2 separate regions of the Homo sapiens genome follow, and region 2 is linked to region 1. The links are chromatin loops, found by intact Hi-C in ENCODE. Cell type or tissue: ovary. All regions are shown on one strand. Each heading gives the region's core, and the rest is flanking DNA. Links, peaks and the distances in the headings are about the cores only.

Region 1 (15,789 bases), core at 3,466-11,465:
TTTTTTCCAGTTTAAGAGTTGTTGAAAACAGGAAGACTAGTCTGCTAGTTATTCCATAATGGCTAGAAATGGAAGTTGCCTTCTTAAGTGTTTTTGAGGTGTATAAAATCTACTTGTTCCAAAACTAAGTGACCCCAGCATGCTATGTATTTTTATCTTTTTCCTTGGATAAAATATAATCATCTGTGGAATTCAAAGACACTCAAAAGATACAATAAATGGATGTAATAATGAGATAGGCCCCTGGTATAACTCACTAACTCATTAAATAAAGTAATAGCCAATAGTGTAGGCCCAGTGATGTGAACATATGGGTATTTGGTAAATACAGGCTTCTTTCTTTTCTTCTAGGAGAGACACTTGAAGTCAAGTCCTATTTTAAAATGATTTGGTGAACTAGTTATGGAGAGGATTCCCGTGGTGAATCCTTTTCCAAAGCAAAAGATCCTTCTGTGAAATGGATAAACATCTCCTAAAATCTTTTTGTAAATATATATTTTTATATATTTGGTTAGCTTAATGTGTTCTGTGAAGATTTGTTTGCTAAAGCTAAGTGTGGGTGTAGATGTAGATGTGGATGTGGATTTGTGTTTGGGAAATGGATAAGGAAGAAGGGGTTTGGTTGTGCCATGTCATAAACCCTATTGGTCTGGGTAGAAGCCATGAGGTTTTAGAACTCTATTTTGAATGAGGTGATAAGACAACAACAAATACAGGATGAGAAATCCCTAGACTAAAAAAAAGAGGCAGCCAATATACGAGTTTCTGCTGTTACCTGCTGCTCTCTGAGCTGTCACAGAACATTTTCCAAAAACCTCACAAGAAACCTGCCAGGCCATGTCTCTGCCATGGCAGTTTACTCAATCATTCACTTATTCTTGCAACAGACACTGATTGAGCACTCAATGTGTGCCAGGTACTGTTCTAGATGCTGGAGACACATCAGTGAACAGCAGACTTGCCTTCATGGAGCTTACATTCTAGGTGGAGAGGCTATCAAACACACAATATGCAGAAAAATAGACCAGAATAAGAGTGTTAGAGAATGATAGGGTGAGGACAGCATCTGTTTTAAGCTAGGCTGGTAAGAAATGCCTCCTTGATATAGGGAGAGGCACCCAAACAGAGCGCATTGGAGCAGAGACCAAAAGAAAGAGTGTTGCAGGGAGTGATATAAATCTCTATAAGGAAACAAGGACTGAAATGGGCTGTGATAGGAGCAACATTTTGGGGGTATTGAGGACTAGCAATGAGGCCATACTGGTTAGAGTGGAATAAAGAAAGGGTGAGATGTAGGAGCAAGAGATGAGAGTAAGAAATGAGGACAGAGGGGTTGAGGGGGTGCCAGATCAGGTAGTCTTGTAAGCCACGGCAAGGACTTTGGATTTTATTCTGGATGAAATAAGAAGCTACTGGAAAGTGTTGAATTGAAGAAGGACATGATCTTACATTTCATTTCATTTACTTATTTATTTTTGAGACAGGATCTTGCTCTGTTGCCCAGGCTAGAGTGCAGTAGTATGATCATAGCTCACTGCAACCTCAAACTCTGGGCTCAAGCAATCCTCCTGCCTCTGTCTCTCGAGTAGCTAGGACTACCAGTGTGTGCTACTGTGCTCAGCTGATTTTTAAACTTGAGACGAAGTCTTCCTATGTTACCTAGGCTGGTCTCAAACTCCTGGCCTCAAACAATCCTCCTGCCTCTGTCTCTCGAGTAGCTAGGACTACCAGTGTGTGCCACTGTGCTCAGCTGATTTTTAAACTTGAGACGAAGTCTTTCTATGTTACCTAGGCTGGTCTCAAACTCCTGGCCTCAAACAATCCTCCCACCTTGGCCTCCCAAATGATCTTACAGTTTAAAAGGATCACTCTGGCTACTATGTAGAGAAGACACTGAGGAGCAAAGACTAAGGAAGTAGCTCTTGCAATAGTACTGATGGGAGATGACAGTGTTTAGGCCAGTATGGTGGCAGCAGAGTTGGTAAGAAAGGGTCAGATTCAAAGGAAAATCTGATAATATATGCAAATAGATGGACATGAGGTGTGAGAGATAAAGCAATGTCAAGGACAACACCAGGTGTTTGGCCTGAGCAACTGGAAGAATGACAGTACCATTCTGAGTAGAAATGGAAACTAAGGCGGTAGGAATGCGGGTGGTGAGATTTGGCAGAGAAAACCAAGAACTCTGTTTTGAACTATTAAGTTCATTCTTTGATATCCAAGAAAAGATGCTGAGAAGGCAAATGAATATCCAGGCTGGGAGTTCTGGGGAGCAGTCTGAGCTGAAGATACAAAGCTGAAGAATCATCAGTGCAAAGTTGGTACTTAAAGCCATAGAGTGGGGTGAGACTCCCTCATAAGTGAGTGATTCCAGTACTTAGGGGCAGGATGAGGAAGGGGCAGCAAAGAAGACAGAGAGAGCAAGTGCTACAGAAAGACTGGCACCCACATTACTAATCCCTCTGACGCTCAGACTCTTCACTGGGAAAGCAGAGAGAACAATTTTCAGCTCACGGTTGCTGTGATGGTTAAGTGAGATCATATACTGACCTGGCATTCTGCAGCCCACTGAGCAAAAGGGAAAGGACCTGTTTCTTTCCCAGTGGCTTCTTCTCCTGTTCTCTTCACTGAACATCGTAGGGCCACATAGGATCATTTCTCAAGCTGCTCTGGGATGGTGAGGATGAGACTGAGGCCCTTGGAGCCTGTTGTTTTGCCAGCTCCTGGGGACGGGACACTCCCAGCCTGATTTTACAGGTCCAATAACCAGTCTTTCTTGAAGGTGAGAGAGGCTGGTATCTGGGTGGGGTGGCTGGAGAAGTGTGAGATGGGGTGGAAATAGGTGGAGGAGGACCTCTAGGGAGAATGTAGTGGGTGTTGGATGTGCTCAGGATCTGGGTACTTATCCCCCCTCCCTGCTGGGAGTGTTGGCGATTGACTGTTCTCAGTTGACTTTCTCTTGGGGAATTTCCCCCAGTGAAGATTTGCCTGCCAAGATTATGCCCCCTTCCCTGCAAGCAGCCTGCCTTCAACAATTTTGGATGATGAGAAAGTTTTAAGTCCCAGCCCTCTTGCCTCAAAGCAGAACAGCACTGAAGACCATTTGGGTGCTATGGCAACTTATAGGAGCAGCTGAAACCTTTGTTGCAACTGCAGTGCAGGTCAATTTCTTCCCCAGCTCAATCCTGCTACCCTCACTCCTTGAAGATGTTTGTCCCAAGAGTGCACCCCAAAAAAACCTCGTGCACGCACATCTCAGAATCTTGGAATCTGTTTCTCTGTGTACCTGAACTATGACAGTTGATATGAGAAGTGGTCTTAGGATGCTGACTCTAAAATGGGATTTTTGGACGGCATCGCTCACTGTCAGGCTGGCTATGAGGACCTCATCACCTCTGGCAAAATGTAGCTGTCAATTGCTAAAACCAATAACTACGGTCAAGTCACAATATATCACAGCTGGGGAAGTGCTGGACCTGCTAAGAGAAGAAAGGAGCTCCAGACGTGGCCAGTATGAATTGGTCAAACCTGGGACAGTGTGTATGGGACTAGATTCTAAGACTGATCAAGGCAGGGGATGGACAGAACATAACTGTATTAGTTATCTATTTCTGTATTACAGTACCCCACAAATTTTGTGGCTTAAAAGAACACACATTTATTTTCTCATAGTTTCACTGGGTCAAGAGTTCCAGCACAGATTTCCTGGGTCCTCTGCAAGGCTGCAATCAAGGTGTCAGCCTGAGCTGAGATCTTACCTGAAAGCTCAAGTGAAGAAGGACCCACTTCTAAGTTTACACAGTTGTTGGCAGGATTCAGGGCCTTGCAGACTATCAGACTGAAGGCCTGTTTCTCGCTGGCTGTCTGCCAGAGGCCACCTTCAGTGCCTTGCCACGTGGCCCTCTCCTTAAGGCAACTCATGACATGGCATCTTGCTCCTTGGAAGCCAGCAAGAGAGAGTCCTCCTAGCAAGACAAATGTTACTCACATACAAGTAACCACATAGAACTCAGCATGTGTCTGGATTGCGCTCTGTGGGGGGATTACACAAGAATGTAAACACTAGAAGGTGGGATCAGGGGGCCAACCTAGAGTCTCCTGCCATGGAGAGCATACTGATATGGGAGTATTCTCCTATGATGCAGGATTTAACTCCCTTGTATGCACCCGGGGAAGTAGTGCTAACTTGCTGCTCCGGGAAAGGGATGGCCCTTGTAGAACTATGACAACTTCTATGGCATTGGTGAAAGAAGGGATGAAAAGCCTCAGAGTAGTAGGCTTACAAGACTGGCTACCTCATGTAGGGCTGGGAAACCCAACAGTTTTATTCTGCAGGAGGGCCCAGGGGACATGCTATTTGCCTAAGCAATACTTAACACACCGGGGAGAGGGATGCTGAGTATCTGCTATGGAGGCTGTGACATGAATCCAGGCACAATGAGACTGTGGCTTGGAGAAGGGAGGTTGCTGTGGAAGTGATGAGAAGTGGATGGATTCTAGAATGACAAGATTTGCTGACAGGTTGAATGTGGGATGTAAGAGAAAGAGGAGTCAGGGATGATGCTAAGGTTTTGGGGCTGAGCAACGAGAAGAGAGGAGGTACATTTACTGAGAGGGGGAGAACTATAAGGAGGGCAGGTTTGTGGGGAAAATCAAGAGTTCTGTTGTTGAGAGTGAGATGTCTGTTAGACATTTGAATAGAGACAGGAATAGGCTACTGGATATATGAGTCTGAAGTTCAGAGGAGTCCAGACAAGAGATATAAACATGGGGGTTATTAGCCTATGGATGTGTAGACCATCCACATGGTTGAAAGACATCGCCTAGGGAGTAAGCAAGGAAGGGGTCAAAGAAACTAAGCCCCAGAACATTCCAACTTTGATGATGGAGGACAGGAGAAAGCCAGTCTATCGCAGGAATAATGAGTGAGAGGGACCCACAAGGAATGAGGGGTGAAGGGGTGGGACCAGGCTGTAACAAGGTGGGCTAGTTGGTGTATCATCTGATATCATGGGCTTCAGAGCTGGTGTTGTTACAGCCTCATGAGAAACAGTGCTCTGTGGTAGAGGGTGTGGCAGGATCAACAACCCCAAGAGCAGCTGAGTGTCAGGACACAGCCCAGGAGCAGGCAGAGCAGCAATGGAGGGAGGTCAGAGAAGAGGTTGGGGATGCAGGCATTTTACTGATGAGAGATAGCGAGATGCCTCTTCTCTCCCCCTTTCTCACACCCCAGACCACCAAAGAGATTTCAAGAATTTCCAGATCACTTTTCTCCTACTCCCACCCCCACGTTCCCAAGAGAATGTCTCAGTCAGACTTACTCCCAGACTTTGGTAAAGACTACTGGGCTCTGAAGTTCTGAAGACACAAGGGACTCAGATCAGATGGTGGAGGGAAGAAAAGTGTTTAGAAAGGGATCAAGTCCTAGTGAATAGCCAGGAAGCAAGAAAGGACAAGGAACAGTGTTGGAGGTGGGGTTGGGAATGGGGGTGTTGGGTGAGAAGGGGATGGGAAAATTGGTAAAGAAAAATCTAGATGAGTCTAGATTCTTGTGGGGTGGGCAGGGGATTGGGGTAGAGAAGAGAGGATATGAAAAGTCCCACAGGGTTATAAATTAGACTCCCTTGAATGTCAAGAGACACAAGGAACAAGTGAAAGTCCTTTTCGATAATTTCTTTGTTGAATTTTGCTTCCTTGTTTTGGTGGTCCCCTGTGTTCTGGAGCTGGGCTTTGGGTATTGACTAGGGTAGACTTCAGTTAGATAATGACAGCCGGATTCAAGACACTGACAGTCCCTAACTTATGAATTTTCTACTTTACAATGGTACAAAAGCAATACACATTCAGTAAAAACCATACTTCGAATTTTGAATTTTGATTCAAAATTATTTATTGTAGCATTAGTATAAAATAGGCTCTGTGTTAGATGATTTTGCCCAACTGTAGGCTGATGTGCATGTTCTGATTGTGTTTAAGGTAGGCAAGGCTAAGCTATGATGTTCAGTAGGTTGGGTGTATTAAACGTATCTTCAATTTATGATCTTTTAAAATGTACAGTGGGTTTATTGGGACATAACCCCATCATAAGCTGAGGAGCATCTGTACTTGATTGAAGTTAGATAAAGTTTAAGTTTGACAAAGACTCTTGATTCAAGTCAAGGTTCTGGTCTTTAGGAGAGACAAAACATGGGGTGACAATCCTTACAGAATACTGTCATGAGAGGCTTATCCAACTCTGTTCATTAATTCATCCATTCATTCAAGCAACCAATCCTTTAGGAGGGGAGCAGCTCTGTTTCATTTTCCCTTACTCTTCCAACACCAGATGAGTGCCTATTCATTGTCCCACAAATGAGTGTTGCCTGCCTGACCTGTGCCAGCTGTACTTTACTCTACCAAGTACTGCTCTATGCCTGTGAACAGGCAGGAGTCTTCCTGAGCCGCCCTTATGGCCTTACTCTCTTTCAGAGGAGGCCTAGTCACAAATGAACAAATATGTTTATATTTACAAGGTGTGGTTTTGATAAATGCTATAAAGAAAATGCACATATTGGTGGGATAAAGAGTAAGGAATGTCTTGAGTTAGACTGGTTAAAGTAAGCCTCTCTGAGAAGGCATCATTTGTGCCCAAGTCTGAAGCATGAGACATGGCTGCCCATGGGGTGAGAAAGGACATATTTACTTTTTAAGCAAAGACAACAGCAAATGTAGAGGATGTCAGAACCAAAAGATCTTGGTAGTTTTTGAGGAACTGGAAGAAGGCCCACAGAATTATGTGCTGTTGTGAATTAAGAACTGAAACCACATCTTACTGACACTTTCCCCAAAAACACTCCTTTAGAATAGATGTTAATGAACATTCTATAACAAAATGCAACGCCAGCAGCATGTTTTCTGCTAACATTGAGAAAATTTCTGAGTACTTATAAGTTTGTTATTTGCCTTTTAGTTTGGTTTATGCTGTTCATCAACATATCTTTAAAAATTTTTATATAGGTCATATTTATCCAACTTTTCGCTAATGGTTTCTGCTTTTGGGATCATCCACAGAAAGTCTCCCCTATCTCATAATTACATAATTACCTAGCTTTTCCTCTAGGACTTTTACAATTTGATATTTTACAATGAAATCTTTAACTCATCCGGATATTTTTAGATGTGCCCCTCTTTTGATGTCCTTGTCTCTCAGTAAGGCAGAATGCTTTCTTTATCTAGCTTCCTCATTTCTTGTTATATTAATTTATTAATTCCTGGGCATTTAAAATTTTGTTGTTGTTGTTGCTATTGTGAAAGGAATTTTTTTCCCATTGTATTTTCTAACTGGTTATTGTAGGCATTTGGGAAGAACTCTGTCTCTCTATGCTTTTTATATGAGAATATGGTGACCAGTCATCGGACTGAGGCCTCAGGCCTAGTGGTCTTCCAGTTGACTTGCTGGTCTTCCAAGAGTTAAAACTGAAAAACGATATTATTTCTTTCTAGTCCTTTTAATCTGAAAGTCACAAAATAGTACCTTGTTTTGATTGCATTTCTTTGGCGACTGTTGGGGATGAACATCTTTGCACACATTCATTTGGCATTTGTTTTCCTATAGTGAACTGTCCATTCATATACTTCGTTAATTCCTCTATTTGGTATTTGTCATGCTTTTATCAATCTGATAAAATTATTTTAATTCATTTCCACTTGAAAAATATACACTAACCTATTATTTCTGCCCAGAGAGGAAGAGTCACCAAATATCAGATACAAATGTGAGCATGGGAGCACTCTAGAAAGGCTAGGAATCACTGCTGGAGGCTGCACGCCTGTACATTAACTTTTTGTCCCTTGGTCCTTAAAATCCTATAGGAAGCAGCCAGGTGACCAGTAAAACAGGCATCCTGCATGGAGAAGGTGCTGTTCCAAATCAAGCAGCCCCAGAGCCTCCTTGGCCCCAGCCCTCCCTAAGTTGTCACCTACTGGGCCCCCACCTCCCTTCACACCGGGTGGTCTCCCTGACAGGTTTGAAGGGATTATCCAGGATCAATATTAGAAATAGTTGTATTTTTTTCTAACTGGAGTTAAGTTTATAAGCTTTTTTTATGTAACCACCAAACACCAGAAATAAAAATCTGGATGAGAGCCAGTTTGACTTGGAGCCAGCACACTTTCCCATAGCCAGGGAGCTCGCCCTTCATCCCAGTTGTTTTTCCCCTAGTTACTGACATTTCCTCCCAAAAGCTGAATCAACTTCTCAAATTCTTCATCTGAGTAATTCAGGCCCCCAGTGATTCCTAGAAATCTTGCCCTCCCAGTCCAGCCCCCACCCCCAGCCCAGCCTCTGACACCTGAGCTGCAACTGGGGCCAGAGGAGGCCCAGGCTCCATGCGGTGGCCCAAGCCACGTGACCTGGCCTCTGGCTCTTAGAAAGTTTCTGGGGGAGTTTTAATTGCCGGCTCTGCAAATGCAAAATGAGGCCCTGGTGGACGGGGGAGAGGGGAGCAAGAGCATCTGCAGGCTGGTCCGGTAAAGAAGGGTGGGAAGAGGTCTTGTTCATACTAATTCCTAACTAAGGGCTAGAAGAAGACCAGCGTCCATGCACAGTTTATCACCCAACACATATGTGTTGAGCACCAGCTGTGTACCAGGCACTCTCCTAGGCACAAGTGAACAAGACCAGCCTGGTCCCTTCCCTGGTAACAGTTACTGCCCGGTGGGAAAGACAGACATGGAACAAGTAATTTCACATCACAAGCTCAATAGTCACAAGTGTGAGAATTCTGCTTATACAAGTGGGAACAATTTCATGGCCTTGCTTATGAGCTCTTTTCCTTTGAAAGGATTCAGAGAAGTGGCAACAAGACTGCCCCAGGGATTTTTGATAGCGCTCCTTTCTTTTGCCTCCTACATTTCAGGGTGGGCCATCCTGGGAAAACAGTCCTCCCTGGCCTGAGTGAGACCAGAAAGGGACGGCATGGGAGAGGCTAGGCAGTGTTGGAGTCACCCTCTCCTCCCTGCTTGGGAAACTGGTCTTGAGGTTCAGCCTTGCCACTCTCATGACCTTCCACAGCACTTGAGACTGGTCCGAGACTCAGCCAGATCACCCCAGGTTGGCCTTGGAAGTCACCTCTGAGTCAGTTCTCACTGACTAGCACATCCAGGGCTCCTCCCCTCATCTCCCTGCTCTTTTCTGCTCAGAACTCATGTTCCAGATGGACTCAGCTGGCAAGTGTTTGAGACATGTCTCAGCATCTTGTGATGTGTTACTGAACCTCTGGGCCTTGTGTGGGCTGAGTCACTGACTCTGACTTGATCCCTGATGCATATTGGCCCCTTCTTCCTGGGTCCAAAAACCAAAGCCCATCTTTGGAATGCAGGCCACAGAGTGCCTGCCACCAGGCCTGGAGGGGACCACTCTCCAGGGAGGGACAGTCAGTTGGACCTATCTGCAGTTTTTCTGTTCTCTCCCTTTTTCCTCTATACTGATTCTTTCTGGGAATGTGTTTGTCAAGGGAAGGGGATATAAGGACCATCCCAGACACTGGGCCTTTCTCCCTCCCAGCTCTCTTCCTCACCTCACTTTTGTTCTACCTGAGCTATGAGACCAAATACAGCTGGGAATCCTGCCTTGACAGGAATATTCTTCTATCAAAAAAGATGAATTGTTTTTCTAGCAACTTGGGGTAGGTGGTGAATCGGTGAGATCAGGAAATGAGAGGGGAGGCAGCTTTTCTCTTGTCATGGTTGAGAGCATGGATGCCAAATTTAGACTGTCTGGATTTAGACTCCGGCATTGCCACTTCCTAGCTGAATCGACTTGGGTAAGTTTCCTGTGCCTCAGTTTCCTCATCTATAAAATATGAATAAGCACCCAACTCATAAGACTGTTGTAAAGATAAAATGAGCTACAACATCACAGAACTGTAAAAAGTCCCTAAGATATAAGCGTTAGTAGTAGTGCTTCTTATTGTTGGTATGATAAGCTCTTAGGGAGGTTCTTGTTTGTAGCTTTTTGCAGCTTCAGGCTGGTATTTTTACATACGGATTCCCTTCTCTGCCTTTTCTGCATCAATACTCCATTGCTACTCTGGCATCTTTTCTTCCATTTCTGCCAATCCAGATCAGTAACAACTGGCTGGACCACCTCCTTTACTCTACTATTTCTGGGAACTAGTTCACCAAGGTTTAGGTGAGAGCTGGACAGGAGAAACTCATTCCTAACTTGAACTCCTCTTTTTTCCCCAAGCCTGAGGCCTTGCTCTTCTATGGCAGTCTTTCCAAGGAGAGCCTGTTTGAAGCATCCATACATCTATTCATTGATCCATTTATTCCATTTGTTCTACAGCCACTTTTTTTTTTTTTTTTTGAGACAGAGTCTCGCTCTGTCACCCAGGCTGGAGTGCAGTGGCACGATCTCGGCTCACTGCAAGCTCCGCCTCCCAGGTTCACGCCATTCTCCTGCCTCAGCCTCCCGAGTAGCTGGGACTACAGGCACCCGCCACCGCCCAGCTAATTTTTTTGTATTTTTAGTAGAGACGGGGTTTCACCGCATTAGCCAGGATGGTCTCAATCTCCTGACCTCATGATCCGCCCACCTTGGCCTCCCAAAGTGCTGGGATTACAGGCGTGAGCCACCGCGCCCGGCCTCTACAGCCACTTTTAAACATCTGTCAAGTACTGTGAGAAGTACTAGCTCTAAAAAGAAAAATGTTCGGTTCTTGTGCTCAAGGAGGTCAAAGTCACAGGCAGTGACAATTCTGGTATATTAAGCGTTGTTATGAATGCAGGAGTGGGGTACTTTAAATGCACAAGGGAGGTACCTGACCCAGTGCTGAGTGTGAGGGGTTAATGATGCTCTGTGCTGGGTTCTGGAAGGTTAAAAGGACTTGGTCAGGTGAAATGAAGAAAGGACATTCCAGGCTGTGAAAGCAGCATCTGCGAAGGCCTGGAGAGAAAGAGAGCAGGCTCAGAGCTTGGTGGGGATTCAGTGCCCACCCCCCGCCACCCCCAGGAAGGAGAGGGAGCATAGCTTGGGGTAGGGGAGGGGGTAATCCAGGAAAGTATGGGGACTGCTCTCTAGCTTTTCCATTGGCGGTCTGGATCTGGCATATTTACCCTACAGTCTCTTACTCTCTAATACTCCATCTCAAATAGTGTCCATAAAAGGGAGTTAGTTTTAGTAATTCTCACATGACCTATATGAAGCTAGAAGGATTTGTTATGTGTTCTATGGTGTTATTAATATGTTTCCAGACTTCTGGTCAAACAACAGATTTAACACATATGTTTAAGCCAGATGCCTTGTAGAAATATCAATAAAATGAGAACAGAAGAAGGAAAATAGGTATACACTCGTGAAGTCAATCAATATAGGAGAGGAGATAATAGCAGATGAAAAATACCAATATGTTTTTGGAATATTAAAATGAGATGAAACAGCTAGAGACTGAAAGGTGTCTTTGATTCGGTTCCCAGTGAAACAGACCCAGAGATGGAAATCTGGTGCTGGAAGTTTACTGGGCAGAGCTCTTGGGTACGTCACCTGTTGGGGAGTGAAAGAAGCAGGACTGAGTAGAGACAGGTGGAGCTGAGATGGAGTCACAGCACAGTCGCAGAAGACCTCATAGGAAGCCCTTCAGAGTGGTCCCAAATTAAGGCAAGGGGCTTAGGCCTTGGGATAACTTTGGATGTGGCAGTTCCCATCATCCATGGTCAATTCCTAGGAATGTCATCAGCCAATACTCCTAGCAGCTGGGAAATGAGACCTCCATCAAAAGGGGGCCATCTGAGTGGTGCGCCCCAACATTCTTAAAAGAGAATTCAAAGGAGAAGCAAGCCCATTCACACCGCAGAACACTGCGGACAAAAGGAGACGTGGGTCTGAAACAGGAACATTGAGAGGTACGCATCTCTCCCCAACCCTGCCAGGGGACCGAAGGTTTACTGTGGAGTAAACTTTAACCAGAGAGGTTTCAGACCCAAAACACCAGATGTAGCAAAGAGGTCCAGGGCAGGCAACTGAAAACAGAAAAACAGTGGAAAGAGTCTTCCAAAAACAGGCAATTCCACATTCTGAATGGGGAGAACTTCAACCATTTTCCTGATCAGCTCAGAGAACCCAGCAGTCAGGTCTACAGAGCCTGGGCAGAAGACTGAAGAATCCTTCTCTAAGAAGACTGGCCAGTGGCGTAGAAAAGCCCTAATGATACTGAGATGATATTCTCAAATGGAAAAACCCAGCCAGCCACTTTATCTCTGTAATGAAGATTAACCAGGCAACAAACCCCACCCATGGTCACATAGCTTTTAATCAGCTTTTCAATACCTCACTCTCAAATATGGTCAGAAGTCAATGATGATACTCATATACTTGAGGAAAAACTCAATGTGAAAGAGTGATCCAAACAGGTAGGTGCCAAAAAGAACTCAGAGGAAACACACAATGCCGGAAGCAAAACAAACAAACAATAACCACAAAAACTCCACAACAATCTTCAATGTCCTCAAAGAGGTAACAAATATTGTTACATTATTGAAATAAGAACTGGATGCTATAAAAAGGAACCATTACAGAATAGAAAGCTAGCAAATTATTTCTTATTCATTTAAGTCCAATCAGTGGAAAAAGACAGTAGAGTGGGGTAGGACTCCACAAAGTTGTTAGGAGCTCCACTGACAAAGACCCTGCCATCTTTAACATGTAGCTTCCAAGATCGCCCTGGACATCTCAACAGGAGAAGACAAAGTGAATCTCCCTGAGAGGCTTTTATGGACCAGGCCTGTAAGTGACAGGAATCATTTCTGCTCACATTCCATCAGCTAAAACTGACATAGTCTAGCTTTGTACTCAGGAAGAAGGATCTGCTTTGATGAACACAGTAGCATCAACCACAAGAAGGGTTGGAAGATAACATCAAGGAAATCTTGCAGCAGGCCTAGAAGTCAGCTAGTCTGATTGAAGCAGGAAATGAAAAGCTTCAGGAGAGAATGTCCCTAGGAAAAAAAAAAAGGAACTGAAAGAATATCAGACCAGGCATGGTGGCTCGCACCTGTAATCCCAGCACTTTGGGTGGCCCAGGTGGGAGGATTGCTTGAGCCCAGGAGTTTGAGACCAGCCTGAGCAACACAGCAAGGCCCCGTCTCTACAAAAAGTACAAAAATTAGCCAAGTAGTACCAGCTACTCAGGAGGCTGATCTCTTGAGCCCGGGAGGTCGAGGCTGCAGTGAGCCATGATCACACCACTGCACTCTAGCCTGGCTGACAGAGTGAGACCCTTTCTAAGGAAAAAAAACAAGAATATCAGATGTTTAACTAAAAAAGGAAATTGATTCAGAGTTTTAAAAGGCTTTTGTGAGTGTAGAAAGAAATCATGACAGTCAATAAAAAAATGAGCAAAGGGAGGCAATTATTACTTACAGAAAGAACAACAGTAATAGAAGAAAATGTAATCACCTAACACCTCATAATAAGATGAAAACTAAATAGTAATTTAACAAAAAATTGTAAAATATCTATTTTAGAAAGATGAAGTTGGGTGAGGGATAGTTAGTGAGAAAATAGTGCTAAATCCTTTTCTTCCACAAAGAAAGTCATGAGGGAACATATGAGAAGTATTGATCTGAGAAATAGCAGGATAGCCTTATTGGTTAGATATATGGAGATAAACACAATATAAAGTAGCAGAAAACACTAAAGAGGAAGACAAAAGGGGTGGGAAGGAATAGGCAGGAGACTTCTGTTGTTGCAGTTTGTAGATGTTGTAATATTATTTGGCTTTTAATACTCTGTATATTATATTACTTCAAAAATAATGACATAAAACGTCTATGGATAGGACCATCTTCAGGCATGACTGGATCCAAGAACTCATATGAAGTCATCAGGACTTGACCCTCTAGGCTTTGCTTTTGTAATATTTTGAAATATATTTTTGCTCATTGTCCTGTTTCCTGACATAAAGCTCCCCAAATCCTTGAAATCTCCTGAGTGATGAGTGTCTTTTGTATATTAATGAGATGACTGGTAGCTGGGGCTCCCAGATAGCCTCAGAATGGGGGCTGGTGGCCAGAGAAACCAGCCATGTGATTAGCGGGGTGGAGCTTTCTACCCCACACCTCCTGACCTCTGGGGAGTGGGGAGGGACTGAAGGTTGGGTTGATAAACCAGTGACCAATAATTTAATCACGATTGAATCATTATATGTAATGAAGCTTACATATAAACCCCAAAGGACTGAGTTCTGGGAACTTGCAGATAGCTGAACACATGGAGGTGCCTGGAGGGTAAGGCACCCAGAGAAGACATGAAAGCTCCAGGTTCCCTCCCACTTTCCTTGCCCTGTGCATCTCTTCACCTGGCTGTTCATCTGTATCCTTTGTAATATACTATATAATAAATGGCTCGATGTAAGTAAACTGTTTCCCTGAGTTCTGTGAGCCGCTTGGCAAATTAACGGAACCCAAGGAAGGGGTTGGGAACACCCCAGTTTATAGCTGGTTGGTCAGAAACACTGGTCACATCCTACACTTGCAACTGGCATTCTGAAGTGGGGGCAGTGTCATGGGACTGAGCCCTCAACCTGTGGGATCTCTTGCTATCTTCAGGAAGACAGTGTGAGAATAGAATAGAATTTGATTTGAAGACACTCAACTTGTATCCATCAGAGAATCATCTGCAGGATTGCTTGGTGTGTGGGGGAAGACCACCCCCACATCTGGTGTCTGAAGTATTATACTGAGTGACTGTGTGAGAGTAGAGGGTAGGAAAAAACACTTTGGTTTGTCCTATATCCCTACAGCTTTCCTTGTGTTGGTTTTCTTTTCAGTCAGGCCCTCTCGTCGCAGCACAGCAACTCCTGGCCTGTGCATTCTTAAAGCTATTAGTGCTAGCAGAAAGGAATGTCGCTTTCCTGATCATTCTGACCAAAGCCCAAGAATTAAATTCTACTGGAGTCGATGGGGGTGGTGGGGGCGGTGTTGCCCAGCATTCACAAAACAAATGGCCTGAGAGTTGGGGATGAGTGGCTACCTGGGGAGTGCTGACAGTAGAAGAAAAGGACCCAGAAAGCAGGCAGACAAAACTAACCGAGTCCATCACAAAAGTCAATGGGTGGAGCAGGCTGCAAAAAATCAGGTCCCCATCCTGCTTAGACCCTGCTGGATTTGGAGGTTTATCTGCATCTCCATGACCTTCCAAGCAAACAAGATTATCTCAACACTCTGCATATGACTCTTTAGTGTGAACTGTTTTTAAAAAATATGTATTGTTGGGATAAGTAGAAAATTGTGATTATTAGTAAAAGTGACCTTTGGAAATGTTCATTAATTATGTGTATTTTTTCTTATGAATCATCTGTCTATGCTCTTTGCCTATACCATTTTATTAATAAATATATTTATCAGGTATCTCAATACATTTAATAATTGTGCAAAGTCTAAAAATATTTCAACATCTAAAAAAAATTTCATAGACTCTTATACAGGTCTCTGGAGATTATCTAGTAGCGTGACTCTCATTTTACAAAAAATCAAACAAAAGCACTGAGAAGGGAAGTGTCAAGCCAGCTCAATGGATGAAGGAACAGAAAATCCAGTCGGATTCTCCATCAGTTAGATGGTGCTGCCTCTTCAATTACTTCTAAATTTGGTCCCCTCAAAGCCACATTTCCTACTCAATTGCCATATCCAGGAATTACAGAGAGCCACTTTAGTTTTCCCACAGTCTGAAGCATTTTTTAAAGATGGGGTAAATAGTGGAGAGGATTTTAAACTATCTTGAAGCCCCTTGCGATTTCACGCTGTAATTTT
Region 2 (15,789 bases), core at 3,168-11,167, 73 kb before region 1:
CACTTAACTGGTTCAGCCTGTGCACACTGGGTAGGGGAAGCCAACTTAAAGGACCTTGTGTCTGGTGCAGTAAAAACTGTTAACTCCTTGGTAACACCTTCGGAACCCCTGAAACTTGACTCCAGCCACCAGTTGAGTATGAGTCACCGGGCCATGCCGTGGAGAGAGGAGCAGTAGGGAAAGGAGGTTCCTTGGTGAGGTCAGTGGACCATAAAGTGATATGTTTATCACCACGGCTCAGACTGCACTGAGCAAGCTTCATCCCCCACTTCCCAGAATCCGACCTGGCTCTACCTTTCTTGTACCCAGCGATCGCAGGCCATGAGGCCTGGTTGCTCTAACCCGAGCAGTTCTCAGAGTGTGGTTTTTGCCCCAGCAGCATCCGCATCACTTGGGGACTTGATGGAAATGCCAGTTCTCAGGCCCAACCCAGACCAACTGAATCAGGAACTCTGGGGGTGGGACCCAGCAGTCAGTGTTTCAATCAGCCCTTTAGGAGATCTGATGCTTGCTGACGTTTGGGAACTGCTCTCATCTATATACCCAGAATGAAAGAATTTAAGAGTTTTGCTCTTATCCCAGCTGGTCTTGCTGCGAGGCTTCAAGCAACATTGACTTACCACCAGAGCCTCAGTTTCCACAGCAGGAAAATGAGGTGTTTGCATTACCCCCCAGGTTCATTCCTGCTCTCAGAGTATATCCTTCTGTGTCTCAAAGTCATTTGTCAATCTTTCCCTAAAATACAAATAAGCATGTGACTCCCCCTGCCCCCAAACTTGCCAGGTTTCTACCCGGGAATTCCCCTTTGTGGTTTCCTTTCTACTTGGCACTCGGTATAAGTTTTGATGCCAGGCATTCGGAAAGTCATTGGGGAGCGGGGGAGAAACCACACACAACAAAAGTGGTCAGCTTATTCAACTTAGTGACAATGGCTTCTGGGACTAGAGCCCTTAATAACATCAACTTTTGAACAATTAGACCTTTCCTAGTGGCTTCACATGAGTGAATATTTTGTTATTTGTCTCAAATCTCACATCATTGTTTGTTAATTCAGGAAACCTATACCATATGCCCACTATGTGCCAGATACAAGCCAGGCACACCTATGAACTGGATATGCCGGCCACAATCCCAGGAGGGCCCTAGTCTCTTGAGTTCCAGACTGTCCTGTCCCTGGCCCATAGACGCTCTTTCTTAATTAAATTTCAACCTTGCCGTTCCAATATCATTTTCCATCCTGTGATGTGGGGGAGGCATCCGCAGGGCTGCAGCTGCACGGTGTGCATACCTCATTTGCTCATCTGGCAAAACCCTCAGCAGATGTGGAGGGAGGCTGCTCTAGCAGCCTGAGTCAGTGGAGCCTTGAGCTTTTCTCTCTGAGGGGGAGGGGAATTAGAGGAGACTGCAGAGTGCAAACCCAATGCTCTCTCGCAACGAGCCGACAAACAGAGGCTTTGGTCCCCTTTGTTCTGGGGTGGTGCTGGGGGTGCTGTGGTGGCCAGAGCCATGATGCCCCAGTGTGTGCTGCGGACCTCAGCACAAGGGAGGTTGCACAAGTGGGGAGGGGGAGGGACAGTATCAACCCAGTCTTGGGACCCCCTGGTTGGATTCCTTACTCCAAAGTGAGACTTCCATGTGGACTTGAACCCTGGCATCCTGTCCTCAAAATGGAAAAGGCAGAAGTCTGTTTTATAGTAGTGCCAGGCCTCTGATTAATTATCCCTTCTGAAAAAAGCATGCTACACCTAGAACTTCCTTGACACTGGTCCCAGCTGTCACACTGCCAGCAGTTTCTTTCAAGTTCTGTTGAAATATTTAAGCCCGTGGATGGAAATCCCATCAGCCGCCGTGCTGTGTAAATGGCATGTGCCGTTGTGGGAGTGTCTTCAGATTCTGGTACTTGCATCACTTTCCCGGGTGGAGGTGGTGAGCAACTCTCAGCACAGTGAGATAATGTTTGCGAAAGCACTTTGTAAACTGTAAAGTGCCATATAAACTTGAGTTGTCTGTGTTCAGATTGTGAGAAAGAGTGAAAGTCTGCCTTCTTTATTTCCCCCAAATTCCTACCTTTCATCTTCAGAGTATAAAGTGCTGTGAGGAATACATATGAGGGAAAGATTAATTCTACATGGGGTGTCGGAGGATTAATTAGGTGGTTGCTTCTCCTGATAGTTGAAATAACAAATATCCAAGGAGGAGTGCATTTGGGGATAGAATGGATTGAATGTTAAATACGCTGACCATGAAATACATAAGTATTGGATTTTTAGATAGGAGATGCTTGGTAGACAGATGACAGTATAAGTCAACTGCTCAGAAAAGGAGTCATGATCTAGGTACAGGTTGAAACCATGGGAGTGATTGAGATCACCTAGAAAAAGAATGAGATAGAAAGGGGATTGAGGAAGGAGCTGAGAAGTTCTTAGCCTTGGTTTATATTGGAATCTACTACGAGCTTTTCAAAAAAGAAAGCTCCCTAGGCCCCGCCTGGGTGTTCTGAATCAGATTCTCTGGGTTGGGGTCTATACAGATTCTGAGCAGAGGAGGAACCAGTGGAAGAGATGTGAAAGATAGGTCAGAGGAAACAGACGAGGACAGGAAGTATCACAGAGAACATGCAAGGAGAAGATTTAGCCAAAAGAGGCCCCTAGTTGGGGGCTAGTCAATAGGCGGTCACTGGTGACCATAACAGGATGCATTTCAGGGCAGTGGTTGCGGACTTCACAGACGAAGAACCATCCTTTGAGCTCGTGGTTCCCTGTGTCTGCCATTTGCTCAGTTTCACTGTCACCCTCCTTCCTTTGAATCTGGTTACCGAGTACCTCAGTGGTTTGACAGATTGTCCTGTGCCTCTTTCAGATCAAGTGTTCCCTCCAAAGTGCAACATAGGGAAGAATTTTCTCTCACTCAATTACCTTGCTGAGTACCTTCAACCCAAAGCAGCAGAAGGGTGTGTGATGTCCAGCCAGCCCCAGAATGAGGAAGTACACATCATCGAGCTAATCACCCCCAACTCTAACCCCTACAGGTAAGTGAGTCTAAGTGTGTGAGTGTGACAAGAGATGAAAGTAAAGATCTTCCTTGACTTGAGGCAGGGAGAGGTGTAGCCCGTCCTACACCCTCCCCTACGCAGGAGGGAAGGGAGCCATTGATGCTTCACGCAGGAGGGAAGGTAGCCATTGATGCTTCAGGTGTGCTTCATCAGATGTGTTTCACAGAAGCTTTGAAGAACAGAGTAAAGGCACCAGTGGTATATTTTATATTCTGCATCTGTCCCTAGATCCCAGATATTTCAGATGAATTCCTGAAGCCTGTTCCAAACTTCTGGGTGTTAATTACAGGACACAGTCACTCTTCCTTCATCTTTATCACCTCTGACTAAGGTTATCCCTGATAGGAAAATTACAAAATATGCCCTATTAATATAATTATCATCTTAGTAACCTTCTGTTTTTAATAAAGCTCTGTTTGTGGTGTCCTTAGAGCGCTTAGGCACTCAGAGCTGTTTGCGTTAAATCTGTGTGTGTGTGTGTGTGTGTGTGTGTGTATGCGCATGCACGTGTGTGGTGGAGTGGCTCTTCATGGTGCCATACCAAAGAGCCATTCGATAGAACTTGCCTCTCCCTTGTGTGCTTGGTGTGTGTGTGTGTGTGTGTGTGTGTGTGTGTGTGTGTGTGTGTGTATGCTGGAGTGGCCCTCCATGGTGACATACGAAAGAGCCATTCGATAGCGCTTGCCTCTCCCTTGTGTGCTTGGTGTGTGTGTGTGTGTGTGTGTGTGTGTGTGTGTGTGTGTGTGTATGCTGGAGTGGCCCTTCATGGTGACATACCAAAAAGCCATTCGATAGAACTTGCCTCTCCCTTGTGCGCTTGTTCTCCCTCTCAGCTTCCTACCCCTGGATTGGAAATTCGACCCTCCCTATCAAGAATAATTAGGGAATTAAAGAAAAAGGAGAAAAAGTAGGTTCTTTTCCCACATGAGCCTGCATTTCACCCTCCTTCCTTTGCATCTGGACTAGTGACTTGAAAATTTAAATGTATATTGTAGAGGGATTTCGAGGTGAAAATGCTAATCGGGGTTTGACTTTCAAAGCGTGTAAGCTACAGATCGTTTTGATAAGATTCCACTCTGGCCACTTGAAGAATTTTGTAGAAAGTGAAAAGGGAATGGGAATAGGAGCAGTCTGGTGAATGTGCTTCGACGTCAGGCCTGAGGCTTCATTGGAGTATACCATGCATTTTATGCTTTACAAGTGTGTAAAGCTGAGATGGAAAGAAAGACTGTTCCCTTAAATTCAGAATGACAGGGATGTTATTGTTTAGTAAAAAATTCTCTTTTTTACGAATTCTTAGAAGTTTGGGTTGTGTTCATCAATTTTCCAGTAATCACTTGGTTGACCATCTGTTTTCTTTATTTTAATAACCTTATATCCAGAAGTTTGGGAAAGTAAATGCAGATACGATTCTGTAGCAATTGTTAATGACTTAAGCAAACCTTATATAAATCAAGAAATTCTTTAGCCTTTTGTCTCTTATTTTACTCTGAAGTTTCCTAATTTTTTTTTTTACCACCATGCTTCCCTTATCCCAACACCCCGCCCCCAACTCACCAAACTGCCACCTACTTCAGTTTTGAAGGAATTTGAGCATATTAGCCAAATGGGAATCCTGTACATCGAAGGTGTTGAAGGTTGAAAAAGCAACAATACTGCTTCAAAAGTAAACTCTTCTGGTTCGTTCAAGTCCACTTCAAACAGTGGCTGCATTAAGTAACCACCTCTTTTCCATCAAAGAAGAGAAAAACTTTAGTGACTAATTATCAGCAAGCATATGTTTCTATTGTTATGTAAAACAATTTTGTTATGTGTGCAGTAACAATCTGTTTTGCACATGTCATTGGCCTGGGATCAACTCCAGCTTTTTAATCAACTGGCCAGACACTAGAAACATGAAGACTTGGAAGAGGGGAGATAGTTGCAACTTTCTGGCATGTAGGTCTTAACTTTGCCTTTGTCTTCCATTCACAGTGCTTTCCAGGTGGATATAACAATTGATATAAGACCTTCTCAAGAGGATCTTGAAGTGGTCAAAAATCTCATCCTGATCTTGAAGTGCAAAAAGTCTGTCAACTGGGTGATCAAATCTTTTGATGTTAAGGGAAGCCTGAAAATTATTGTAAGTTGGTGGAGCATGTCTTTTGTTTTGTTTAGATAAATGACAACAATTTAAGCTGTACTTTATAAGTGTTATTTTTAAAGTTCCTGCCTCTTTGGACTCTCTAAGCTCTGTCAATTATTTTTCACTTTGCAAAATAGCATGCTCCTATAAAATAGGTGCGGTTGTTCAAACATGGCCTTGGATTAAGACGGACCCAGGTCTGAGTCCAGGTAATCCCACTGTGACCTTTGGCAAGTCCCCTAACCTCTCTGAACCCCAGCTCCCTCATTTGTGAAATTCCTGAAATACATTAGTATGCTTTCCACTAATAGTAAGTGTAAAGTAATGAACACAATTAAGCCTTCATATTGAGCATCCCACAAGGACCTCAGTGTCATAGTACCGAATATCAGCTTTTATTTTGGAGTTAGGTACTTAGAGAAAGTATGGACTATTAGGCTGACCCCAGCTCACATCATTGACTTTTCTTTTTGAGTTAAATACGAAATATTGGCATGTCTTTTTGCTTGCTTCCAACTCCTAAGTGTGAAACACTGATAGAAGAATCACAGTAAGTGCGAAGTCAGTGAAATGATGCTGGACAAGTCTACTCCAGCTTGTTCCCAAGGCCCTCTATTTAATAGAGATGTACGCACAAGGCTTAGCCCATTGGCATGATGGGCAAACAGCAGCTGGTTTCCTCAAAAGTTGAATGTTGAAACTTGGTAAAGTAAATCTTATCTCAAATATGCTTAGGCAATAACTATTTGACTGAATTATATTGAAAGTTAAAGAAAAATCCTCCTCCCTATTTTTTAAGAAGATAATTATCTCTTTAGTATCTCTTCTATGGGCTCAAATTTTTTTTTTTTTTTTTTTTTTTTTTGGCCAATCTCTCTTTTAGTTCCTGCACTGAGTAAGCTGAAGTGGGTTTTATGTTTTCAGTATTTTGGGAGAGGGATGCCCTTGGTTTTGGTATTATTCATTCATTCATGGCACCTTCCATGTGATACCACAGTGAGCAAAGCCAACAGTTCCCTTGGCAACGTCATGTAAAAGCACTCACCAGAGGCAGCAGGCAAAACCACTAGCACACATATTTTAATTTTAAAGTAATCGTTTCTGGTTCCCGTGGGTTTTTTTTTTTTTTATAACTTTGCTAGGATCCCAGTGAGCCATCATATGTAATGGTGATACATTAATTTGTTGTCAAGCCCAAAGCCTAGCCATGATCTGAAGTCAGAGATGTTTTGATTGCCTTCTCTGGCATGGCATGAGGGGTGTTGGTGACCTAGGCTGTCTGCTGCTTTTGCTGCCTGGCACACCGGCCAAATGTTTTTAATTTCAGAATAACAAAAACAGGAAAGGGAATCATGCTTTGAAAGGCAAAAACATACGGTACATTTTAATTCCCTGCTGGAGTTCTTGTGTAAATATTCTTTCAGCCTTGACCCTTCGATGGCTCTTTCCCTGAGTATGTGTGCCTGGTCCATGGCAGTCCTGGAGTTCACTTTGAATGTCCCCATCTCTCATATGAATCAGAAAGGCTAGAAATGAGATTGCTCATCCCAGTGCAAGATCTGTTTATGTTCCTCTCCTTGGCTGTACGCTTGTTCCAGGCCAATTTTGGACAATGCATGACAACATTACTAAACAATTAGGTAATGTTTCATGATGTTCTTTTTTATTCTCCCAACCAGTTTATGCTTTGTGATTTTCTAATTCCCTGTTTCAGATGTGAATTCTGACTGTGCTGTGAGGGAAAGGTACCTGCTCCCACAAAAGTTTAAATTACTATTTAGAAAGGGGGCAATGGTTTATAGAAACCTTGTTTCTAGTATTTCCTTTAGAGACAGCATAGTGAAATTGAAAGAATCTTGACTTTGTGCCAGACAGGGCTAGATTTAAATCCCATTTCCAATTACTACTCCTAGTAGATGTTGTGCAGTCTGACTGATGAACACGGAGTCTGTTTGGTCACCTGTGAAATGGGTATGATGATAGTACTCACCTTGAGTTTGTGGTTCATTAGCTGAGTTCATTTGTTTGTTCATTTATTTGCCAAATACTTGTTAAGGGCCTATAGGATATTTCACCTAAAGCACTGGACACAGGGCCTGCGCATGTAAGTTCTCAGCTACATGTGTTGCTTCTGTGAGTCTTAGGTTCTCCTTCTCTAACAGGAATGGTAATGCCTATCTCCTTATATTTTGGAAGAGAAATAAGATAATATATGCCTAGCAGAGTGCCTGCCATAAAAAGGGGGTTCATCTTCCTTCCATAAATAACTCTTTCAGAGTGTCTATAGGAACAATTAGGGCACTTCTCTATACAAGGTGAAAAGAAAGAAAGATGTCTACTAAGGGAATTGTAAGGAGTCTGATGGAGTAATTTAAAGAAGAGCACCATTAAATATGGATGTCTTATGCATGTGTGTGTCGGGGGTGGGGCATGGGCAGAATGTGTCCTCCAGATGGCAAAATGGTCAAAAGAGGTGCAAAGAGCCAGGCAGTGGGCAAGAATGGGAACATTGGAGGTGTCTACATTGCCTTGTCCAGCTCTGGCTCTTTTCTCAGGTCCTGTGTGGACCATGCATAATCACTTTTATGGTAGGAAGAACCTCTAAAACATAAAAAAATAGATGGAGGAAACCTGTTAGAGGTTTCCTCTTATATTATTTCATGTGGCCTCAGGACTTCAGGGTTGATGATGGGCAGCTTGTTCTTAGAGAATACATTTTTAAAAATCTCAGTGGGCATATGCACTACGCTCTCTGGCCATTCCCTTCCTTAGTCCTCCCTCCCCTATACCATCAGTCCAGATGTAAATATGGGGGAGTGTGGAGGCACTTAGACTTAACTCCTTATCTTTCATGAAGATATGGCTGGGAAAGATGGTGGTGGTTTTTGGAGACCTCCTTGTACACCTGCATTTGGCGTAGCTCCACTAAAGCTGGAAAAAGCCTAGGGACTTCCAGAAGTACAGTGTGAGAATTTGCTCAAAGCTGGGAACCAACTTGTCTGCCATTGTCCCAAGCCTTGCTGCTTTACAAATGTGTAGATAGATGTTGAGTCTTTTAAGTTCCCAGACATAATCAAAATGAGATGTATTGACAGCTCCTAGATTTAATCTGGAAAGGTGCAAACAGCTCATTCCACATTGGTGCAAAAGGACAGGTGGCAGTTATGATGATAGTGTTCTGGAAATACGATATTTTCTCAGCTGTCCAACAACATGAAAGAGACTAGGGCAGATGAGGGCAAGCAGTGTTGTTTAGGCCAATTGTTGTGATTCCAGCCAATCAAAATGACATGTAGCTCTAAAAGGCTGGAAGAAGCTGTACCTAAGAAACTACTGTTGACTGAATGCATAAAAAGTTCTAAGAATAAATTGGATCTTTCATGATCTCATTTTAGCTCTTTCCTTCCTTCCTTCCTCTTTGTTTCTTTCCTCCCTAGCCCTTCTTTACCCTAAGGAGTTTTTTTCTGAATTGGAGTAAGAGCTAAAATATTCTGAATCTATTAAACTGAGTTTACAAATGGCCGCAGAAGTTGGTTAAAGTTCTGTCTGGTTCCTTTGCATATAGAATTTGTGACTGGTGAGTCTGGCAGTATTCCCACACATAAGCACTTTAGGTAATAGAAAAATATACTGAATGAGATCCTTTAAGATTTGAGTTGAAATATATGTGGCTTCAGCCAATATCCCACAACCACATAGGCCAAGAGAACTTAGAGCCTGTGAATCTTTTAGGGTTTTACAGTGGGAAAGGATTAATATTTAGTCATGTTAGGGGCAAACAGAATGGGAAACAAATGAGGAATTTAGGAAAAATGCTGCATGCATGCAGGAGAAAATCACTGGGCATGGAAATTAAAGTGATTTTTATACAGCACGAAAATGGTGTAATCTGCATGCTGGAAGGGCTTTCCAGCCCTGTTGGTGCAGTTGTTGAAAATATGGTACCTTCCCTTTGGGGTCCCCTCTGCAGCATTTAGCTCTCTCACCCTCTGAGAAGAGCACTGCCACAGGAGTCAGCAACTGATGTATAAATTTACCTTCCATGTCCTTGTTGAATAACCTGGTTGAGTAGAGTCCATTTATATCCTTTCCCAAAAATATTTCTGTCATTTTAATTTTGTAATTGATTATCCAGTGAAAGCTAGTCTTTTTTTTTTTTTTTTTTTTTTTTTTTTAAGGCAGGGTCTCCCTCTGTCACCCAGGCTAGAGTGCAGTGGCATGACTATAGCTTACTGCAACCTCTAACTCACGGGCTCAGGTGATCCTCCCACCTCAGCCTCCTGAGTAGCTGGGACTGCAGGCAAATGCCACCATGCCTGGCTAATTTTAAAATTTTTGTAGAGATGGGATCTTCCTGTGTTACCCAAGCTCGTCTCAAACTCTTGGGCTCAAGCAGTCCTTCCGCCTCAGCCTCCCCAAATGCTAGTATTATAGGTGTGAAGTATTGCACCCATCCCTGAAAGCTAATCTTAAGACCTACTTGTATTACTGGATAAAACAGTGATACTTAAGGGGAGAGTAACCTAAATTAATTAATTAATATTTAGAATAGAAGATACAAGTATATTCAGTTAGTAGAATTGGCAAATGAATACAGTTATAGAATTACTAATTGATCATACATTTTAGATGAAATATAAACATTGGTTGTTTTACCATGTGGAATTTAATAGTTTATATAGATGGGATAGTCTCCACACTGAAGTACAGTCTTGAGCATATAATATGGTTCAGTCAGTGAGGGACCACATATACGACAGTGGTCTTATCAGATTGTAATACCATATTTTTACTGTACCTTTTCTATGTTTAGATGCACAAATACTGACCATCATGTTACTACTGCCTACAGTATTCAGTGCAGTAACATGCTGTGCAGGTTTGTAGCCTAGGAGCAGTAGGCTGTACCATATAGCCTAGGTGTGTAGTAGGCTCTACCATGTAGGTTTGTGTAAGTGCACTCTATGATGCTCACACAATGACTAAATCACCTAATGATGCATTTCTCAGGACATATCTCCATTGTTAAGTGGCTGTAAGTGATTGTGCTATCTTTCATTGAAATCTAGGGGAATAGGAAGTGGAAGCATGGGAATTTGAGGGCAATATAACATGTCTGTTTGTATACTTTATATGTCATTTTAAGTAAAAAAAAGGGAAAGTTTATTATACATATGTACTGTGTGTGTTAATAATTTAAACATTAGACTAACTGTACAGTTATAGACTAGGCATACTTAGTATGTAACTACTTACATGTCATTGGATGATTTTTTTTATCAGCATAGGCAATACAAATAGTATGATCAAGCAGCATACGTAGATGTCTTTTAGTCGGCTATTAAAGGTTTTTCACATCATCGTTCTTAGCCCAAGGAAAACAGGGGTCAAAAGAATAAATAATTCCCTCATATACAATATAGAATCTACTTATTTAAGATATTTAATTTTTATTATCTAAAGTACTGTTTAATTTTAGACTCATGAGTGATTTTTTTGCTATATCTTCAGGCTCCTAACAGTATTGGCTTTGGAAAAGAGAGTGAAAGATCTATGACAATGACCAAATCAATAAGAGATGACATTCCTTCAACCCAAGGGAATCTGGTGAAGTGGGCTTTGGACAATGGCTATAGTCCAATAACTTCATACACAATGGCTCCTGTGGCTAATAGATTTCATCTTCGGCTTGAAAATAATGGTAAGTTAGAAGTTTTTTAAGTTATGTAAAAAATACCCCCCAAATGAAGCTTTTCCAGTGAGGAACTGTCATTTCAGCTTATATGTTGCTGTTTTTCTCTTGTACATTTTAATAATTTGACTACTTTTTATCAGAAGGCTTAAAATTACCTAGACAGAGATTTTGAGGAAACTGTAATACAGATTTTCAGTGACATAGAGTTGAATGCATATTCAGAGAACTTTGTTATAGGTTATCTTTAGTGTGATTACATTAGGTTCTTCTCTCCGAGACACCTAATGACCACTTATGGCTGAGAATACAGAAGAGTTAAGACTGCAGGAAAGAAGTTCATGGTAAAAGGCTGTATCTTTTAGGAAAATAGTCACGAGGACTCATACTTGAGTGTTCATACCCAGAGGATGGCAGGAGTTACTACCCCAGCTGAATGGGGTGGAAAGCAGAGGGTCAACAAATTCTTGAGGTTTTCTGGAGTCTTCTAGCTAGCATGACTTGAAACCCTAGTTTTGTGATCCCTAGACCTGTTCCTCAGCTCATGGTACCACCACTGAGTGAAATGCCAATAGAATAAGGATTAGGAGTACAGGTTCAAGCCCCAGCTCTACCATTTAGTCACTGTTTGGGGAGAAGTTGCTTCACCTCTGAGCCACAGATTTTTCTTCAGTAATAAGGGGAAAATAATAGGACAGACCTTACAGGGTTGTTGTGAAGGTTTTCGTGAAAGTACAAATTAAAAACCCTACAAAGCTATGACTTATTTTGGACCCTTACAGCTCTAGCGTCCTTTCCAAAGAATATTATTAAAGGAGAGATAATGTCCAACTATCATCTTCACTTCCAGCTTCCACTGAGATGGATTTGACCTCAAGTGTACATCAGTTGGCCTTAGATAGTAGATATAAAGAATACTGGGGAAATTATTATTTTTTTAGTTGTTAGAAATACGACAAAATATTGAGTATTGATTGTATGGAAATACGTCTCTCCCTTTGAAGGAATAAATGTATCTATGCAGCTATTTCTTATCTTTCAAGGGAATATGTTCCAAAAGGCCAAGGTGCCCAGATACCTGTTAAAATTTAGCTGTCAAAAAGAAGGTGGTGAAGTAATTTTAACATACCAATATTGTTTCAAGACATCATTAGAGAAATTATTCAAAAGACTCTCTTGATTCAAGGAAAGTATTTTAGTGGCATTTCAATGGAATAATATTGCATCATGTAACTTAAATCACAGATTTTTCTAGCTTGGACAGCCTTAGAAACTGTCTGTTCCATTGGTTCTCAGTCTTAGGTGCACATTGCAGTTACACATGGAGAGACTAAAACATATTAATGATTGGGTACCACCCCAGAGAGTCTGAGTTTAAATTGTTTGGGGTACAACCTGGGCGTAGGAATATTTTTTAAAGCTCCCAAGTGATTTTCATGTGTAGCCAAAGTTAAGAACCACTGATCATTTCCAACCACTTAATTTAAAAAATTGGAAAAGCAAATTTGAGGCACAGAGAAGCAAGCCGCTTGCCTAAAGCCACTGAGCTAGTTAGAGAGAACACCAGGACTAGAATTCAGGCTTCTAGACTTCTAATGACCTTTATGCACTGCTTATTAAAAGTCATTTTACACCTGCCCATTCTATGCTAATTCCTCCTGTTCTGCCTGTAATGATGTTGGTTGTGGCCTGGCATCAAACACTGCTGATGTTTTGCCTTCTTCTTTCACCAGCAGAGGAGATGGGAGATGAGGAAGTCCACACTATTCCTCCTGAGCTACGGATCCTGCTGGACCCTGGTGCCCTGCCTGCCCTGCAGAACCCGCCCATCCGGGGAGGGGAAGGCCAAAATGGAGGCCTTCCGTTTCCTTTCCCAGATATTTCCAGGAGAGTCTGGAATGAAGAGGGAGAAGATGGGCTCCCTCGGCCAAAGGACCCTGTCATTCCCAGCATACAACTGTTTCCTGGTCTCAGAGAGCCAGAAGAGGTGCAAGGGAGCGTGGATATTGCCCTGTCTGTCAAATGTGACAATGAGAAGATGATCGTGGCTGTAGAAAAAGATTCTTTTCAGGTCGGTGCAGCTGATTACAGGAGGGAAGAGAGGCTACCTCCTTTCCCATCTGGCCCTAGTCTGCATCTGTAATTTCTCCCTATCTCTTTCATTTTTGAACTCCGGAGGCTTGATACTGTTTTCTCAGTTGGATGGGCCTACTTCCCCTTGGCTGTGATTCTCACCTGGTTCCTGTTGTTCTCAGTGACAGGGGGTGGGGGTTCCAGATCCTTGTGTGTCAATATTTTGCTATTGAATTTCCAAGGCCAACAGATACTACCCTTGAGCTGTTGAGAGGTGGGCAGCTGGGAAGAGATACTTGGGGAAGGGGCACGATGCAGGCCTCTCATCGCCTGTCCTTGGAAGACCAGGCAATTGTCAATTGTGTCAATTATACAACAGAACTGCCTGTGGGCCTCCAACCATGTCTTTGGTGGTTGTTGTTTTAGGCCAGTGGCTACTCGGGGATGGACGTCACCCTGTTGGATCCTACCTGCAAGGCCAAGATGAATGGCACACACTTTGTTTTGGAGTCTCCTCTGAATGGCTGCGGTACTCGGCCCCGGTGGTCAGCCCTTGATGGTGTGGTCTACTATAACTCCGTGAGTGTTTTCCAGAACAAAGCTTTGCCCTTTGCCAGAGCCTGGCTGTGTGCTCCCTTAAAGTTAGTCTTAACATTTCTTTGAAGATGAAGAGGGTTTTCACCCCAGGCCTGAAGAAAGCCAAGTGTCAGTTCTCAACAAAATGGATGTACTTTGACCCTGAGCTCTTTGGTTTTATTTGTTTTATTGGTGAGTCTTTGGGAATTGGAAGGCCTGTTTTCTCACCCCCCGTTTCCGTCTCCTGATGACAAAGGCTGCACTGTCAAGGTGATTATGACTTCTCTCAGTGCCCAAGCTCAACTGGCCCTTATAAGGATAAAATTTTAAGGCCCTGGGCTATATGAACGAGCAGCACCTCTGCACAGCCGGGTTAACCAGATGTGTGGTCTCTCTGGCCTCATTTGAGTCTCGTCCAGAAGTAGGAGAACTTCTCCCTCCTTCATGAATAAAAATCCAAAAAGAGAATTTAAAACTCAAAAAGGACCTTTAAGGAATTATTAAGTCTCTCTCCACCTCTAAGAAAGACCATACATTGAAGAAACTCTCCTACTTTTGAAGTTACTTGGAGAAAGATTCCACAGATTTCCCCCAATGATAAACCGTTGCAATAGCTAAGCTGCATTTTCCAGAAATCTTTCTTCTCAGTTGGTCAAAATCTTTTCAGATTAAACCCATTCTCTTGGGTGCAGAGACTAGGCAGTGAATATTAAAAGAATTTAAAATGTGAAGTTCCAAAAGAACTTTAAAGTGCTGATTTTGCATTTTGGGTTTTACTTTTAATGGTAAAAATAAGGCTCAGAGATCCCTGTGTCCACCTTTGACACAGGGTGGGTTGGGGTGGGAGGGGGGGTGTCTTCTTAGTGCCATATCCAGCTTTGACATGGGGTGGCTGAGCTGTGGCTGCTAGTTCGACCCCATCCAGAGAAGAGAGGCTAGCAATCAGGTGCTCTGGTCAGCGTGGTTCCTGTGGGAAGTGACTCTCCCATGAACCCAAGCATATTGTTCCTCAGAGAATATTAGACTGTTGGAGCAGCAAATAACCCTAAGATGAGCTTATTCAGCTTCTTCATTTCACAGGTGAGGAAACTGAACTCCAAGAAGTTAAAAAGACTTGCTTTTTTAAACTCCAGGGATGGGCTAATGGCAGAGCCAGGACGACTGAATCCAACTTCCTGACCTCTTGTCCACTAATCTTTCCTAGACACCAGGCTAGGCCCTGCTAATCTCCTTTTGTTACTCAAATAATTAATTTATTAACCTTTGACCTCCTGATAATTGCAGCATGAATTTTCGTTCAGTTATCCAGTGTCTACAGATATAATGAATGTCATATATTACTGAAATACTTGATTATGGCATTTTAAAACTGGGGTCCAAGTTAACACCAAAAGTGGCTACAGTAATATGTCTGTTAAGAAAAAATAAAAAAAAAAAAAAGTCAGTTGCTTCAGGAGAGAAAGGCATGTAATGATCCCTTAAAGTTCCTTTTTTTCTCACATATTTTTCTTTTCTTTATTATGATCTTTGAGTTTAGCAATATCCTAGATGCTTCCTTTAATTGGCGTCAGTACTTTCTTTGGAGGACCTGGTACAGAGAGAAAGGCAGTTTGTTTTTTTTTTTTAATTTTCTTCCCATCCTACTCCCTTTGGAGACTGTTTTAGCTGTTCTCACCAATTATAATTGTTTGTAGTAATTTTCAGACTTACTATATATTTCTATTTTGCATCATGTTCAGAATCCAAGCATGTGAAGCAAAAGAAATTAGGATTTCATTTATGGCGTCATGACCCTTGGGTGAATTTTCTCATCCTATTTAGAAATAATCCAGGAATCATAATTTCAACCTATGTCAAGATAGATTCCGGGAATATATCTGCAGGTGGATAGCGAAAAAGGTGGAAAAAAAAGATTCCTGGAATAAAACGTATTCTTTTCCACATCCATACACCATAGAGAAAGATTTCTTAGGGAAGAAATGAGCAAAAGTTAGAGGGGTACAAGAGCGGCAATGAAGAGATGTGCTCCATAGTAAACATTAGGTCCTTCGCTGCTGACTCCAACCAAACTTTCTACAACTCTTAAAGGATATATATAACCAAACATTAGGTCCTTCGCTGCTGACTCCAACCAAACTTTCTACAACTCTTAAAGGATATATATAACCAAAGCTTCTTGTATTCGCCAACTGCTAGTAGTTCTTAGAGTTTATAATATAAAGACTCTTAAGGGGAAGCCCCTTCTCACGGTATAGGCAAGTCTCTTGACAA

The links. A loop is a pair of places that touch in the nucleus more often than their neighbours do. Peaks named below come from ENCODE experiments on the same cell type or tissue, not always from the same donor. Only the 100,000 strongest peaks of a DNase experiment are listed, where the experiment ranks them.
Region 2: a loop joins it to region 1, with 9 times the contacts of the local background. A loop is called at or near these places in 2 of 110 quality-filtered maps.

Annotation. Positions count from the first base shown.
Region 1 is chr1:91,644,353-91,660,141 of GRCh38, reverse strand. No RefSeq gene overlaps it. Among named protein-coding and RNA genes, the nearest start is that of CDC7, 150 kb to the right of the region's middle. RefSeq lists an enhancer at 14,721-15,287. In ovary, for the core only: a CTCF peak has its summit at 8,454; DNase peaks (open chromatin) are centred at 8,351 and 9,141; H3K27ac peaks cover 2,546 bases.
Region 2 is chr1:91,717,044-91,732,832 of GRCh38, reverse strand. TGFBR3 (transforming growth factor beta receptor 3) reads left to right here. Exons shown (of 17, transcript NM_003243.5): 6 at 2,860-3,028; 7 at 5,027-5,174; 8 at 10,689-10,878; 9 at 12,603-12,940; 10 at 13,369-13,521. Among named protein-coding and RNA genes, the nearest start is that of TGFBR3, 160 kb to the left of the region's middle. RefSeq lists an enhancer at 7-301. In ovary, for the core only: a CTCF peak has its summit at 6,564; a DNase peak (open chromatin) is centred at 6,670; H3K27ac peaks cover 4,696 bases.